Regions from separate parts of the Mus musculus genome. Here all the other regions are linked to region 2. Evidence: chromatin loops called from intact Hi-C (ENCODE). Cell type or tissue: left cerebral cortex. All regions are shown on one strand.

Evidence for each region. A loop is a pair of places that touch in the nucleus more often than their neighbours do. Peaks named below come from ENCODE experiments on the same cell type or tissue, not always from the same donor. Only the 100,000 strongest peaks of a DNase experiment are listed, where the experiment ranks them.
Region 1: it touches region 2 in a loop (2.7-fold over the local background); 6 of 42 quality-filtered maps call a loop at or near these places.
Region 3: a loop joins it to region 2, with 5 times the contacts of the local background. A loop is called at or near these places in 15 of 42 quality-filtered maps.

What each region holds. Positions count from the first base shown.
Region 1 is chr15:81,392,319-81,397,318 of GRCm38, forward strand. It overlaps St13 (suppression of tumorigenicity 13), which reads right to left. Exons shown (of 12, transcript NM_133726.2): 2 at 1-4. Among named protein-coding and RNA genes, the nearest start is that of St13, 4.9 kb to the right of the region's middle. In left cerebral cortex, no CTCF peak of the experiment used is centred here; DNase peaks (open chromatin) are centred at 903 and 2,506.
Region 2 is chr15:81,584,065-81,589,064 of GRCm38, forward strand. Ep300 (E1A binding protein p300) reads left to right here and starts at 2,150. Exons shown (of 31, transcript NM_177821.6): 1 at 2,150-2,658. The coding sequence starts at 2,565. In left cerebral cortex, a CTCF peak has its summit at 2,162 (motif pointing left); DNase peaks (open chromatin) are centred at 1,133, 2,182 and 3,865; H3K4me3 peaks cover 4,351 bases; H3K27ac peaks cover 2,572 bases.
Region 3 is chr15:81,521,389-81,526,388 of GRCm38, forward strand. No RefSeq gene overlaps it. Among named protein-coding and RNA genes, the nearest start is that of Rbx1, 58 kb to the left of the region's middle. In left cerebral cortex, a CTCF peak has its summit at 2,050; DNase peaks (open chromatin) are centred at 879, 1,133, 1,950 and 2,651; H3K4me3 peaks cover 2,083 bases; H3K27ac peaks cover 1,441 bases.

The DNA of each region.
Region 1 (5,000 bases), 190 kb before region 2:
CATGCTTAAAATAAGAAAAGAGATAGTTGTTTAGAATAGTCACTATAGGTTCACTAAAAAGCAATGAACCTAGAAAGGCTAAATGTTTCCAATAACCTTTCAAAGCTTAGACGAGTATAATCTCAATTAATATGAATGCTTTGTTATGAGTAAGTTTTTTGTCAACTTCAAATTGTTTTTTAGCACACTAGTTAATAAAACCTTTATAAGCCTAATAAATTGCCTCTTTTAAGCCTAATAAACTTGTATTAAAAGGCAAAACAAAAGGCAGAGAAACCAATAAATAACAAAATGATAAATCATTCTCTAAGACATTAGCTTAGAAAATTGGGGGGTAGGACTTATCTGAAAGGCAGAATTTGGGGTTGACATTTAACAAGAGTATGTCAGAGCCTCGTGGTAAAGTAATTCTCTAGCAGGCAGAAGCCACTGAAGTCTTTGCAAAACCCTGCTTCCCAAGTAATCCAAGACAACATGAAAATAGCAAAACTTAAAGGGGAGAAGCCTACAAAAAGAATAAACTTACATGCCTATAGCAGAACATGTAAGTGGCTGATGGATAAAAACAAACCAGCAAAAACAAATGATTTAAAGAAAAGTGTCAGCAGGGCAGTGGTGGCGCACGCCTTTGATCCCAGCACTCGGGAGCAGAGGCAGGCAGATTTCTGAGTTCGAGGCCAGCTTGGTCTACAGAGTGAGTTCCAGGACAACCAGGGCTACACAGAGAAACCCTGTCTCAAAAAAAAAACAAAACAAAAAAAAGTCAACCTTTCATTCTGTTGTTATTTGTGAATTGAAAGTGCAAAAAGTGCCAGCACTTCCTCCCACCCAGCAGGCCATGCTTCTGTCAGCCAGCACTTCCTCCACCCAGCAGGCCATGCTTCTGTCAGCCAGCACTTCCTCCCACCCAGCAGGCCATGCTTCTTTTATGACTAGAGCTCTACTACCCACTTGCCATTGGCAGAATCTGGATGGAGGGTGTACATCTAAGTTGAATTTAGATGGGCATCAGTTTCCAAGTTCTTTTCACCAATTTATGCTACCTATCACAGTGTAGTTATTCCATCCTAGACTTCCAGCCTTCCTGGGTTATATGACATGTCATTGTATTAAGTCCCTTTTCATAGAATCTTAGGCATCGAAAGAGCGGCTTTTGGAATGTTCAACTAACTCTCATCTAGGTTTTCATCACATTGTCTTATTCCCTGGTCTGTCCATGAGCCTGTGTCAGTCACATGTGTTGTAAATGTCTTCTCATCTGTGGCATGACTAAACATTCTTCAATAAACCCAAAGTGAAACAGAAGTTCAAACGCAAAGTAGCAAGTAGAAAAAAACAAAAAACGAAACGTCTTTTGCCTTTGTGGAGATTCTGGGTGGTGGATTGCTTTTAGGGGCTGGAAAATGATTCAGCAGTTAAGAGCTTTCACTGTCCTGACAAGGGCTCTGGCTCAGCTCTCAGCACAGACATAGAAGTTCACAACTGTCTGTAACTAGAGAAAAAGATGTATTTTTATTTTGTGTGTTTGTCTATATGTACATATATATGTATTTGTGTGTTTATATATACATACGTACATGTGTATATATACATATATGTGTACACACACACACACACACCAAGTGAATGCCTAATACCCCTGGAAGCCAGAAGAGGGTGTCAGATCCCTAGGGACTAGAATGACACAAGGTTTTGACCACCACCAAGGATGTTGGAAATCATACCTAGGTACTTTGGAAAGCAGCCAACCTCTCAAGCCCCTCATTTTACTTAAGACAGTCTGACTAAAAAGCCTAAGATGACCTTCAAGTTTTGATCTTCCTACATCCTCTAAAATTACAAGTGTGCATGTCACCAATTCAACCAAATTTGAAGTTTCTTAAAGATCATTCATACGAGAAAAACTGTGCAGTTTACTTGTTCTACTTACACACACGCTTTCCATTACAACATATTAATAGATAATGGTTCCGACACGACAAAAGATTGTGTCATGCAAAATGTCTTAGTAAGTGTTCAGTAAAGAACACAAAATTTCTACACTTAGGAAAAAAGGGAGGGGACAAGAGATGGTTCAGCAGTTAAGAACACTGGCTGCTCTTTCAGGTCAAGGGTTCGTCCCAGCACCCACAGGGCAGCTCAGCACTGTCTGTAACTCCAGCTCCAGAAGTTGTGACATCTTCACAGACACACATGCAGGCAAAACACCAATGCACATTTTAAAAAAAAGGTTGTTTTGTTTTTTTTTTTTTTTTTTTTTAAAAAGAAAGAAAGAAAAGAAACACCTTTCAAAGGTGTGCAGTAAGCAAACACTGGCTCGTAAGTTAAAGTTTAATGAAGGGCTTCTTAAGCTGTGTTTTTCCCAAGTTTCAAACTACAGAGTCAGCAACGTCGGGTGACATCCAAACACAGTTACAACAGTTTAGCTCTGTGAAGTGACAGCCCTGCCAAGAAATGTCATTCTAAGAAAAGCTCAAGACAAATTCAAATAGAAGGAATTGCTAAAATAACTGGCTTGTAATACTAAAATCACCAAAATCATGAAAGCCAAGGTAAAACTGACAACTTTTAGAAGGAAAATGAGAGCTGGCAACAGAAGACAAACTGTAATTCTAAGGGCTGGACTGTATTAACTCATTGGTGCCTAACTTGGACGGCCGCATTGTAGAGACTGTCCTTACTAATAGGAAACACACACTCAATGGGATGGATTGAGCATGTTGGCAGCCTATTACCAGTAACCAATTTTGGACCAAAAATTGTTCCAAAATAAAATAATTAAATATAGAAAACTATTTTCATGAGCTCTAACTCATGTCTCTCACATTCTGATTTGTAGTTCAGTACTCCCAAGTCCAAACCAACGTAGATTATTTTGACCTAAGTTTTCTCTCAATGTTTCAAAAAAAGAAGCTAAGCTTCATTCATAATTCTCTTGAGAGTTAAAACCTCAATCTTTTTTTGCTATTGTTATTTAGGCACGTGTACAAACACTGGGGTGTTATAGTCTAAATTCTGTACTGAGGGTAGAAATGCATTCTACTCACTTCAGATAGTTCCTAAAAGCCATGTTCCATCAACTACTGCAAAATCTGTTTGTTGAAAAGGACAGTTTATCTAGATTCACATTTGCTACTGTGAATTCAGATCTGGTTCTATTTCTTAATTTTTTTGGAGGGTGCCAGGGTTTCCCTAGCCTCGGCCGGTCCTATCGCTACTTCCATCACTGTGCTATCTTTATTTGGATCTAAATTGAAACTATCACTTTTGGGTGGGCGTGTGGCATAACTGGTAGAGTACTTGCCTATTATGCTCTACGATCAGTCCCCCAGCACTGAAAACTTTCATTTTTATATATGTGGTCATTTTAATAGCTTTCTCCTCTGCATCTTGTCAGAAGAGATGCAGGTTGAGCTGCATATAGAGACTTCTAGATCTAGGAATACTCACGTTATTAACATTCCTAGAGTTGAAACCTTGAGTTCTCCTTTTTTTTTAATAGTCACACTGTCCACCCAAGGTTAAAATATTGAAAACAGTTTGCTCTAAATGTTGCCATTGTTCATAGACTAACTTTATATTTGATCTATCTTTTAAAATTGCACAAAGAGCCAAAGATGGTGTCATATACCTTTAATCCTACCACCCGAGATGTGGAGACAAGACATATCTCTGAGGTGAGGCCAGCCTGGTCTATGGAGCAAGTTCCAGGCCAGCCAAGGCTACAAAGTAAGACCCTATCTAAAGAGAAAAAAGGCATACAGCTAGTTTATATTAATATCTTACTTTAAGTTTTGAAGACTCTTAAGCATTCCAAGATTCTTCACCTCACACTGAAGTATGCCACACCAAAACACTGCAGACACAATACTTGGATTAGCCATGAGAATCAACACAAGATACTATGCCTAACAAGAATTCTACTAAATGTAATCTGGAATTCACTACATAGGCACATTTCTCCAGGATAAATGTTAACATTCTTAAGAATGACTTTTAACTCTTCCTTTGGTATGTCTATTACATACCAGAAAATTTTTTGTCGTTGTTTTGGCTTTTTGGAATAGGGTTTCTCTGTGTAGACCAGAGGCTGACCTCAGAGATCCTCCTGCCTCTATCACACAAGTGCTGGGATTAAAGGAGGCATGTGCCACTGACACTCACGTTCATTTAACAAGATATGAGTGGTTGAAAGAACACAAATATCCTAAGTTTTTGGGTTAGCAGGCTGTTCATTAGGAAAAGCCACTAAAAGCTAGTCCTCAACTCCTAGTCCTAACAAATATCTAATGGCAACTTATGCATCTTTTGTTTTTGAGAAAGCAAAGGCTTCAAAACATAGGATTATTAAAGGGTATGTACCAGAACTCAAAGCCATATTATACAAGCATACCTAGGGTTCTCCTCCATTGTTTTAATAGTTACTATAGTTATTTTGTAAGTTCTTAACATGAGTAAAAGTCCTACAACAGCTATAAAAGTGAGAAAGGAAAAGAAAAAAAAAAGCTCAACAGGCTTTGAAGAATGCCAGCACACATCACTGACTTCTTTTATTCCTGAGAATATGCTTGTTAAAATATTTTGCATTTTTAGTAATCACCAGGTCCATTTACCCCAAAGAAAACTACCCCACCAGCTTTTGCTCATGTCTTAAGGAGTGCCTATCCACACTCTTGAAACACAGCTTTAATGTGTGGGGTTTTGTTTTATTCTTTATTCTGGAGGGGAGGGACCAGTTTTTAATTGGGTCCTGCTATGTTTGGCCAGGCTGGTCTGAAACTCCTAGAATCATGGCTGCTGCAGCCTCAACCTCCAGAGTAACTAGGAACTCAGGCACATGTTGACCCACTTTTCCTCCTTAACAATCCCAGCTAGCAGGCTGCTTTCCTGGGCAGGGAAGGGTATGCTGGAACCAACGCTAAGCCTCCCCCTTAAACCCCCTTAGGGTTTTTTCTTTTTGGTTTTTCAAGACAGGGTTTCTCTGTGTGGCTTTGACTGTT
Region 2 (5,000 bases):
GTACAGAAGAAATGACTCCTCCAGATTATCCTATGACCTCCCCATGTGGGTCATGGGTATATATGTTCACACATTTATACATATCAACAGAGACACACAAGGTAAATGTAATTAAAAAATAGATCTGAGAAAAAATTTATTTTCTTGGTAGTACTGGTGACTGAACTGTTAAGGCCACAGGAATAGTAGGCAAACTACCTATACAATAGGTAATGTCTCGAAGGTTTCCTTCAGTGTCACATAGAACCTTGGTACTTTCCCTATATTTGAGGATCCCAAACACAGAAGTCCTGTAATTTGAGAACCCTAAAAGCATACCCCCTGCTTTCTGCTTCGAATTGGGCTGCCCTACACACTAGACTTAGGAGCATTTCCTCACATTTTTCTAGTGTTATAATTTTTTTTAGCACATAACATTTTTTTGTCCTCTCCCATATTTACATTGAAGGCACTGCAGAAAGTGGCCTTTTATTAAGCTCATCTGCTAGAGATGGGTGGAAAATACCTTCAAAAGACCTTGGAAGTTTCAGGCAGGTTCAGAAAAGTAGTTCTCAAGGATTCTTTTTTAAGAGTGGTAGCTGGTAAGGATGTGTGGACACGTGATGGGCAAAAATGTAGGTAGGGTCTAGCCCTAAACAGCCTCCCACTGCTGTGGTCCTCCCCCTCCTAGTTTTTTAACTAACAATATCGTAATCCAAATTTTTCATTCTTGAATTAGACATTTCAGAGAAAACTTAAAGGACTAGCAATGTGACTTTGAGATATGAACTGCTGCTTTCGAGAAGGCTATGAAGAGGATGGAATGTGTGTCTACGATGAAACACAGGTGTTTGGCGGATTTAATGGGGTTCCAAAGATCAACCTGAGAGGGCAAACCCCGGGAGCTCTGACCGTGGTTTTCCTTGTTTTCGCAGAGGAGCGCCTGAGCTTTGACTCGGTTCTGCTCAGAGACCCAGCCCAGGCACCTAACTGTCCACCGACCGAAAATACGTTCTAAGTTCACCCCGGACCCCCCCCCCCCCCACAACTTCTTTCAAAACCTCCCCTTTAAAGGGAGCCACCGAGTGACGCCGGGGGAGTTTGCGGAAGCGCCTACCGCGTTGGGGCCCTTGGGCGGATCCCGTGATTGGAGCCGGCACCGCCCCCGGCGCCGCTTCCCCCATTGTGTGAGCTGCAAGGCAGAGGCCCCGCCCTCGCCCCGCCTCCCTGTTTCTCGGCCCCTCCCCCTCTCACCTCCCCCCCCCCCCAATCTTGGCTCATTTCCGGCCGCCGCCGCCGCTACCGCTATCCTGTAAGGAGGATTCGGCAGAGGCAAGAAACAACAGCCGCCATCTTGTTTGTGTGCTAGCCTGTGGGGGGGGTGGGGGGAGGAGGAGAGAGAGCGGAGAGGGACCGGGAGAGAGAGAGTGGGGCAAGCGGGACGCCCGGCTGAGTGCGAACTGCGCGAGCAGGGAGTGAGGAGGGTACCTGGCTGGAGAGCAGCGGCCGGGACCGAGACAGTGGTTGGGGGCCCCGGGGCGCAAAGGCTGAGGCGACCCTCAGTCCCCTCCTTGCCCGCACACACCCCCACCGCAGCCCGGGCCGGCGTCGACGCCTAAGGGGGGGAAACCATTACATAAGCCCGCGCCCCGCGGCGCCTCTGCCCGCCGTCCGAGGCGGCCCCCGAGCCGAGCCCCCGGCAGGCACCTGGCTGCCGGGGGGGTGAGGGCCAGGGAGGCGGCCGGACTGATTTCTCCTCCCCGGGCTTGCGAGTGGAGGCGGAGAAGCGCGGCGCGCGGAGAGGCCGCGTCGGTGGGCTCGGCGTCAGCGCGGGCTTGCGGGCGGACGGCCCTGCTTGGCCCGGCCCGGCCCCCCTGGCCCTTCGGGCCGGCGAGCTCCACGCTCGGCGTCGTCGCTGCTGCGCCTCTGCTTGTCCGCTGCGCGATGTGAGGCGGCCCCGGCGCCAGTCTGGCTCTCGGCTCGGCTGAGCTCAGTGTGGCCATTAGGGGCCGGTGCGGCAGCGGCGGCGCGGAGCGCAGCGGCAGGAGGAGGAGGAGGGCGGCTCTCAGGGTGGGGGCGCAGGCCCGGGAGGGGGCACCGGGAGGAGGTGAGTGTCTCTGGTCGCCTCCTCCTCTCCCCCTTTTTCGCCCCCGCCTCCTTGTGGCGATGAGAAGGAGGAGGACAGCGCCGAGGAGGAAGAAGCTGATGGCGGCGGCGGAGCTCCGAGAGACCTCGGCTGGGCAGGGGCTCGCCGTGGCGGGCTGGGGACTGCGTCTGTAGAGCTGTGAGTTCCCGAGAATTCGCTGCAGCGGACGTGCTCGTGGGATCAGTGTTGCTGTACCCTCCTCCCGGCCTGGTTTAGGCCCGGCCCCTCGCACTTGCCCCTACCATTTCTGTTGAGTCCGCATCCCTCTCCGGCCACCGCAACCAGGCGAAGAGAAAAAGGAACTTCCCCCCACCCCTGTTGGGTGGCGGCGGAGCTCCGGAGCCCACCCTTAGGAGCGGGGCGGGGACCCCGTTTCGGAGAAGAGATTTCCTCAGGATTCTCGTTTTTTTCCTCGGTTGTATCTCCGAAAGAATTAAAAATGGCCGAGAATGTGGTGGAACCCGGGCCGCCTTCAGCCAAGCGGCCTAAACTCTCATCTCCGGCCCTCTCGGCGTCCGCCAGCGATGGCACAGGTTAGTCTCGGGACTCCCGGCCTTCCATAGTTCCCTTCGTCTTTTCTGCTCGTTGCACCTTCATTCCAGGGTGCTTCTGTGTATCTCTTCCCATTTCCCCGGCCGGTGTTTAATTTTAAAGGTTTTTGAATGGACTGGTCGAAGACGTCCAGTAGCCCAACCATTTTCTTTGCCTTCTGATACATTCATTGCAACACTATGTCATGTCAGATCGTTGTGTGTTCTGGAATTAAGAGGTTGGAAGTGGGAGCTGCGGGGACCTTTATTGTTGGCTCCATGCAATTTAATTTGGGAAATGCCGGTACAATCGTGTGTGAGGGCTTTTATGCACTTTTACTATTTTTGTTACTGGTGAATGAGGGATTTCAGCTCTTTCTCCCCTGTTGCAATGAATTCTTTTTTTCTCTGCTTTCCCACCTTTAATGATTTTTGCTCCTGTGAGGCAGATTTTCTGTTGAGGAATGGGGGCGGAAGACAAATCTTGGTGTCTGCGATCCAAGGTTTTAAGTGTAACTAAAGTTCAACAAAATTTCATTCTTAGGTCCCCTCTCCCCATCCTTGCCTCAAGAGTCAGTATGGACCGCAGTTTATTTTATATCCATTTGCCATGAAACCAAAATGTCTCAAACTGCGTGTTGAGGTGTAGACCTGAGGCGTTTCCTTTGCAGTTTGTCACACTCTTACTTAGAAGGGAAAGAAAAAAGATGAAGCCTTTCTGGAATTAGGTACTTAGAAATGGGAGATAATAAGTTGAAAGACTCCCAGTCATGAACTTCCAACTAAAGTGATTGTACAAGTTTAAAAATGAACAGGAGGTTTTGTGCTTGCATGTTTGTTTTGTTTTGCTTTTTGGACCTTTGCAATTCCAGTTTACAAGATGAAGGAATTCTTTTCTCCAGTCAGCCCCTTTGTTAGGAGACCTGAAGGGAGACTCTCCCTTGTCTGTTCTTTTTCCTGCTTACTGTTAGTTTAGTGTTATTCTGATGATCACTGACCTGGTCCTCTCTTGCTGTCTGACTTGTTTGAGAGGCCAGGATAATGAAGAAGAAGAAGAAGAAAAAGAAGAAGAAGAAGAAGAATGGCTAGTCATCTGACAGTCCACTAGATGTTCCTCCTTACTGCAAGCATCCCTTTAACTCAGAGAAGAGGCTCCAGATCTCTCCTTCTGCCAATGAGAGTGTATAGTGGAGTTAAACGTACCCTGCAAGTTGTAGAGAATGTGTGGGCCATGTTTCTGAGTAGGATTTCTATTAAGGCCTGGAAATAAGATAGAACTAGTGCATTACTCTGCTTTTTTAGCAGCTGTATTTCGAACCATGAGTTTTGCTCACCTGCAACAGTTGGGAAGGATAAGTCTTGCAGTGTTCTAAGGCTCTAACTTTAGTTATATGTGAGCATTCAGCTGTAAAGTTTCCGTAGTCTTAGAGAATTTTTTTTAAATTATGTCTTTGAAATTCATAGGCATAGATATTTTATAGACATATTTGCTCTGGATTTTTGTTTCCTCCTCTGCCCCCATAATAAGTGTACTTCTGTAACATGTTCACAAGTTACCATATTTGACATAGCCAGTAACAAGAAATATTATGGAAAACTTTTTAAAATTAAATTTTTGGATGTTCTGATTTTGAGTGACTTAGTCATAAAGTCTGTTCATGTAATTCTGTTCAGATGGACTACTGCATTCTTTATCTGATAAATTGTATAGCTTTTGGCTAACTTTCATGGTTAAAAAAGGGAAAACTTGCTTTGGGTATCTTTGAATGTCATTACTGGAGTCTTTGGGTGGTAGTGGTGGGGCTGGGGTTTTCTTTGTGTGGGTCTAGATGTCCTGGAATTCACATCACCAGCCTCTACCTCCCAAGTGCTGGATTTAAAGGCAGGTGCCACCAGGACCACCAACTTCTAGAGTCTTAAAAAATTTCAATACTGAGATTGGTTTATTCTTAGTAGTAAGGATTATAGTAATATTAGTAATTTTTCTTCTCTTAACATTGTAGTGACGGTTAAATTTTTTTTCTTTTAAAATTTATATACCATTAGGTCGGTTTTATTTTGTTTTGAGACAGGGTTTTTGTAGCTCTGACTATCCTAGAACTCTCCATGTTGATAAGACTGCCCTTAAGCTCACAGAGCCACCTGCTTCTGCCTCCTGTTTGCTGGGGTTAAAGGCCTGTGTCTCAAGGACCTGCTTGTTTCTTTTCCTTTTTTTTTTTTTTTTTTTTTTTTAATTTGATACAGGGTATCACTACATAGCCCTGACTGGCCTACAATCTAGAGAGAAATGATTGACTCTGCCTCCCTTCCTCATGGTGGGATTAAAGGTGTGTGCCACCAAGCCC
Region 3 (5,000 bases), 63 kb before region 2:
GTACTACCACACACATTTAAAAAACAAAACAAAACAAAACAAAAAAAAAACTAAGTACAGAAAGTGCCTAGTGATAGATCATGGGGTGCCTCCAAGCCTGAAGAATTAAATTCAGTCCCTGAGATCCACTTCGTGGAAGGGGTGAACTCATTCTCAGATGTCATCTTCTGATCTCTATGATCCTCATGATAGCCTGCCTGTACACATACACATCAAACAAATAAATATAATTGAAATATACTGGTAAGGAGATTCTGGTCAGGCAGTGCTGTCACATGCCTTTAATGCCTGCATTCTGGAAAGAAAGAGGCAGGTAGATCTCCGTGAGTTCAAGGCCAGCCTGTTCTTTAGAGAGAGTTCTAGGGCAGCAAGCAATACACAGAGAAACCCTGTCTTGGAGAGGGGGGCTTGGCAGGGGGAACAGAAGGAGGGAGAGGGGGAGGGAGAAGGAGGGAGAAAGGGAGATTTGATATTTTTCTGGACTCTGACCCACAAGGGGCCTAGAAAGGCTGGGTTTTGGCATCTTCCAGCACCCACTTGTTTCCAGGGACGTCAACTCAGGCCAGAAGTCAGAAGTCTCAATTACTTGAGGGGTGGGGGTGGGGCAGAATTAACTGTCCCGATTAAATAAATGGTTTGAAACTCTGTGGACCAGCAAGTTCACTGTGCCTGTTTTGTTCATTCTCCTCAGAAGCAGGCAGCCCAAGGACTAGGGTTTTTTTCTGCGGAAGCATTGCAGGTGCCAAGCCCAAGTCTCGTTTTAAAAGTGCCACTCCCATTACACGGAACAGGAAACCCAAGCTTCTGGAGGTCACTAGTTGAGGGGCGTCAGCGCGGACGTCCCATGAACCCAATCACTGAAGCCCGAGGTTGTCAGGGTTGGGGGGGGGGAACTCAAGAGCCTGGGTTTGGCGGGAGGAATGACTCAACTGCCCCGCCCCGTGCGCCCTGGGGCGCTGCAACAGCTATCCTCATCTTCGCTAGAGTACCCCCATATTCTTGCGTCTAGGACCCTGGGTGCGAGCTTAGGGGTTCAGAGCCTAGAACATCCCCACCCCAAGCCAGCTCACACTGGAGCTCCCCGTGCGTTTGCAGATGGAGCCAATAGCTACACCTGTGTCCGGCTAGTGGTTTGGTCTGAGTCGGGACACAGACGCCATTGCTGGAGGCGGCGCGTAAAGGGAACGCAGACGCCCGGTGGCTGGGTACGCGTCTTCATTGTCCCCCACGCCCCCCTTTCTTTCTTTCGTTTGGTTCGAATGAGTCTTATTCCTAACCGTGTTGGTCCGGAACTTAGTAATGGAACCCGGGCTGTCCTCGAACTCTCGGCAATCCTCCTGCCTCAACCAAGCGCTGAGATTAAGGCTTGAGCCACTACGCTCATTAACGCATCGAGTTTGAAATGGAAAAGAAAAGAAATACTTTGTGTGTTTGTGCACTCTTAAGAGCTTCTACCCCTCCCAGTAAGGGAGCTGTAGGGGACAGTGAAGCACCCGAGTGTGTATGAGCGGGTTGTTCCGGGTAGCAAGGGAGAGTGTCTGACCACCAAGGAGACAGGAAGGTAAACTAGAATCCCAGAGGCTTCTTATCTCTACAAGGGTGACAAACACAAAGGCGGCGGCTCAGGCTACTTCCGCAGAGGAGGGCCATCACCCCCCGGGCGCTGGCTGGGTCTAGCCACACCCAGATACCTGGGCAAGCGCGGGTCCTGGCAGGGTAGGGCTGGGGGACCCGGACTCGCCCTTTCATGCTTGGCGGGGGTGAGTGAGTGGGCAACTATCTCTCACCCCGATCTCTCCCGATGGTCTAGGTCCCCCTACGGTGCACCCAGGTCTGAGGGCTCGGCTTGAACCTGGCGTGCGCGCCGCAGCTCCGCTGCAAGCCATTCTGCGCACTCGCTCCCTCTGGGGAGGCTGGTCACGTGCCCGGGGTGGGGGTTGGGAGGACGAGCAGCAAGCGCCCCCGGGCTGCACGTGCCGGGCTAGATGAGGGCGGAGCTCCGGCGTCCGGAGCTGCGCTCTAACCCCTGGGTTCGCAGCAAGGTGGCCAGGCCGTCTGCCTCCAGCCTGCGGCTGGCTGCTGGGCAACTCTCTGTCCCTGCTTGGGATTCAGAAAGGGTTAGCACTCGGGTCGCACTCCAAAAGAACAGGATGCCCTCCCTAAATTGTTCCTGTTGTACCGAAACCTTACAGTCCGATACAAAGAGTTCCTGTCGGTGAGGAGGGTTGCGACAGAGCAGTGGTTCATCTGCGGCTTTCTGTTGACTTGGACTAGGAAGAATTTCGGACACGAACCAAAGTCACGGTCCTAATGCACCCCCCCTCCCACCTCCACCCCCACCCCCTGCACATCTAGATAAACACTCAGCTCCTGACAATCTGGATTTGTCCGTCTCCCGCCCACCCCCACTGCTGCCCTTCCCCGGGATTGTGAAACAAATCCCTGACTGTATATTTCAGTTTACGTCCGGAATGATTGCTGAGTCCTGATGAAAGTCTTACTGTTTCTTTAGAAACCTTTCTTTAAAAGCCCGGTAGGTTAAACAGCAAAAAAGTTGAAATAAAGATGGAGGGATAGATTTTAACTCTTTGTCGTGTACATGAACATCGCCGACAGGAATCAAGAAATATTTAAGGAATATCAGCATGAGATGTTTTCTGAGCCAACGGATGGCCAGGCGGGTGCTGGAACTGGTTGTGGACGTCAGAGCTGGTAGAAATGAGCTTAATTAAGACTGCTAGCTGGAGGCTGAAAGTGACCATATTAGGCGAGGGGCTGGACTGGGGTCTTGAGAAAAAGAGAGCTTTAAATATGAAAATCTGAGCGGGGGGTGGGGGTGGGGTTAAATCCTAAAGTGAGATGCGGACTCTCCGGAGTGAACAGGGGGAGAACGTCTTTTTCTTTTTTTCCTCGGAACTTAAATTTTCTTCTTATCCCCGTGTGTGTGTGTCTGTGTGTCCGCGCGCGCCATTTGTTATAGCTGTCTGAAGAAGTCAGAAAAGGGCTTCAGAACCCCTGGAATTACAAGAGGATGAATTGCCCAACATGGGTGCTCGGACCTCAGATCCTCTGCAAGAGCAGTAAATGTTTTTAAACGCTGAACCATCTCTCTAGCCTCTGCTTTTTTATTGTTGTTTTTGTATGTTTCTTACATTTGTTTGTTTATGTGTGTGTTCCACTACAATCCCTCTGAGGTCAGAGGATATCTTTGCTTTTGGGACAGGGGCTGGCCTGGAATTCACTATGGAGATTCAATACCTTTCTCTGCTTCCCGAGTGCTGGGATTAAAGGAACTAGCAACCAAGCCCGGCTTTTTGTTTTGTTTGTTTTTGAGACTTCTCTCATGAGCCGGTTTTCTCTAATGAGGTCTGTCCCAGAAATCCAACTCAGGTGCTTTTTGGAAGCATTCACCTGCTGTAGCTGAACCAACTCCTGAGCTCTGTATCTTTTTCTGTATCTTTGTATTTATTTATTGAGGCAGGTTCTAAACTAACAGGCCTTGACCTCTTAATTTTCCCCGCTACCACCTTCCTAGTGCTGAGATTACAAAGAAACATACTATGCCCAGTGACCTGTCTGTCTCTCAGTCAGTCCCTTTGTCTGCAGGGTCTCCTGTAGCCAGGTTGACCTGGAACTAAAGTTTTTAAATATATAAATGTTTTCCCTACAGCTATGCCCGTGAACCATGTGTATGCCCTGCCCTTGGAGGCCAGAAGATGACACTGGATCCCTTGGGGCTGGAGTTATAGATGTGAGCCACCAAGTGGGTGCTGAGAAATGAACCTGGGTGTTTTGCAAGAGTAGCCAGTGTTCTGAAAACCACTTAGACATCTCTCCAGCCTACACACACACACATACACACACACACACACACACATACACACATACACACATACACACATACACACATGTATGTTAGAATTCCTTCTAGGCTCTGCCCCACTGTTACCTGGTAACAGGCAGGTATGCCTGACTCACTATAAAAGGGAATGCTTGCCCCTCCTCTCTCCCTCTTATTCTCCTCTTGCTCTCTGCCCCTGCTCTTCCTGCCCCTTCTCCCTCTCTCCTCCCCATCCTCTTCTCTCTCTCTCTCTCTCTCTCTCTCTGCCTTTCTCTGTCTCTACTCCCTCCTCAATTCCCCGCCCATGCCCTAAATAAACTCTATTCCACACTATATCTGTCTTTTTTTTGTTTGTTTTTTGTTTGTTTGTTTGTTTGTTTTTTCGAGACAGGGTTTCTCTGTGTAGCCCTGGCTGTCCTGGAACTCACTCTGTAGACCAGGCTGGCCTCGAACTCAGAAATCCACCTGCCACTGCCAAGTGCTGGGATTAAAGGCGTGTGCCACCAACACCTGGCACTCTATCTGTCTCAGGGGGAAGGGATGCCTCACCATGGGCCCACTGAGGCACCCCTCTCACCTCACCATACTGTGCCTCTACAAAACATATCCTGGTTCTTTCTTTCTTTTTTTATAAAACACAATGTGTGTGTGTGTGTGTGTGTGTGTGTGTGTGTGTGTGTGTTCGTGGTCTCTCATGTAGCCAGACAGGCCTTGTATTTGTTGTGTAGTCAAGGTTTGTCTTGAACTCCTGACCTCCCTGAGACTACCTCTTAGATATTGAGATTTTAGTATTTGACACTGTCTTGTTAAGATCCTGTCTCCAAAGTAACAACACCAACCAAATCAAATGGATAGAACCATATGGATGGAATATCAGTCCCCTTCCCCACCCACTTGTTGGATACATCTATGTGGCTGGAGTAGAAAGTCTCTATATGGACCAAACAACAGCTTCCCTACAGCCCAGACCAAGACTGGCTTCACTTAAAACCAATATGCCAACATACCACCAATAGCTGTCCATCTGTTGGTAAACTGATGACACTGGATCCCACTGTGTTCTCGCCACTGACTTTTGGAGACCAGCACCGCAATGTGTATAGTAAACCCCCCCCCCCCAATTTTTACAGTAGAATAGCAGCAGTGAAAAAATATATCT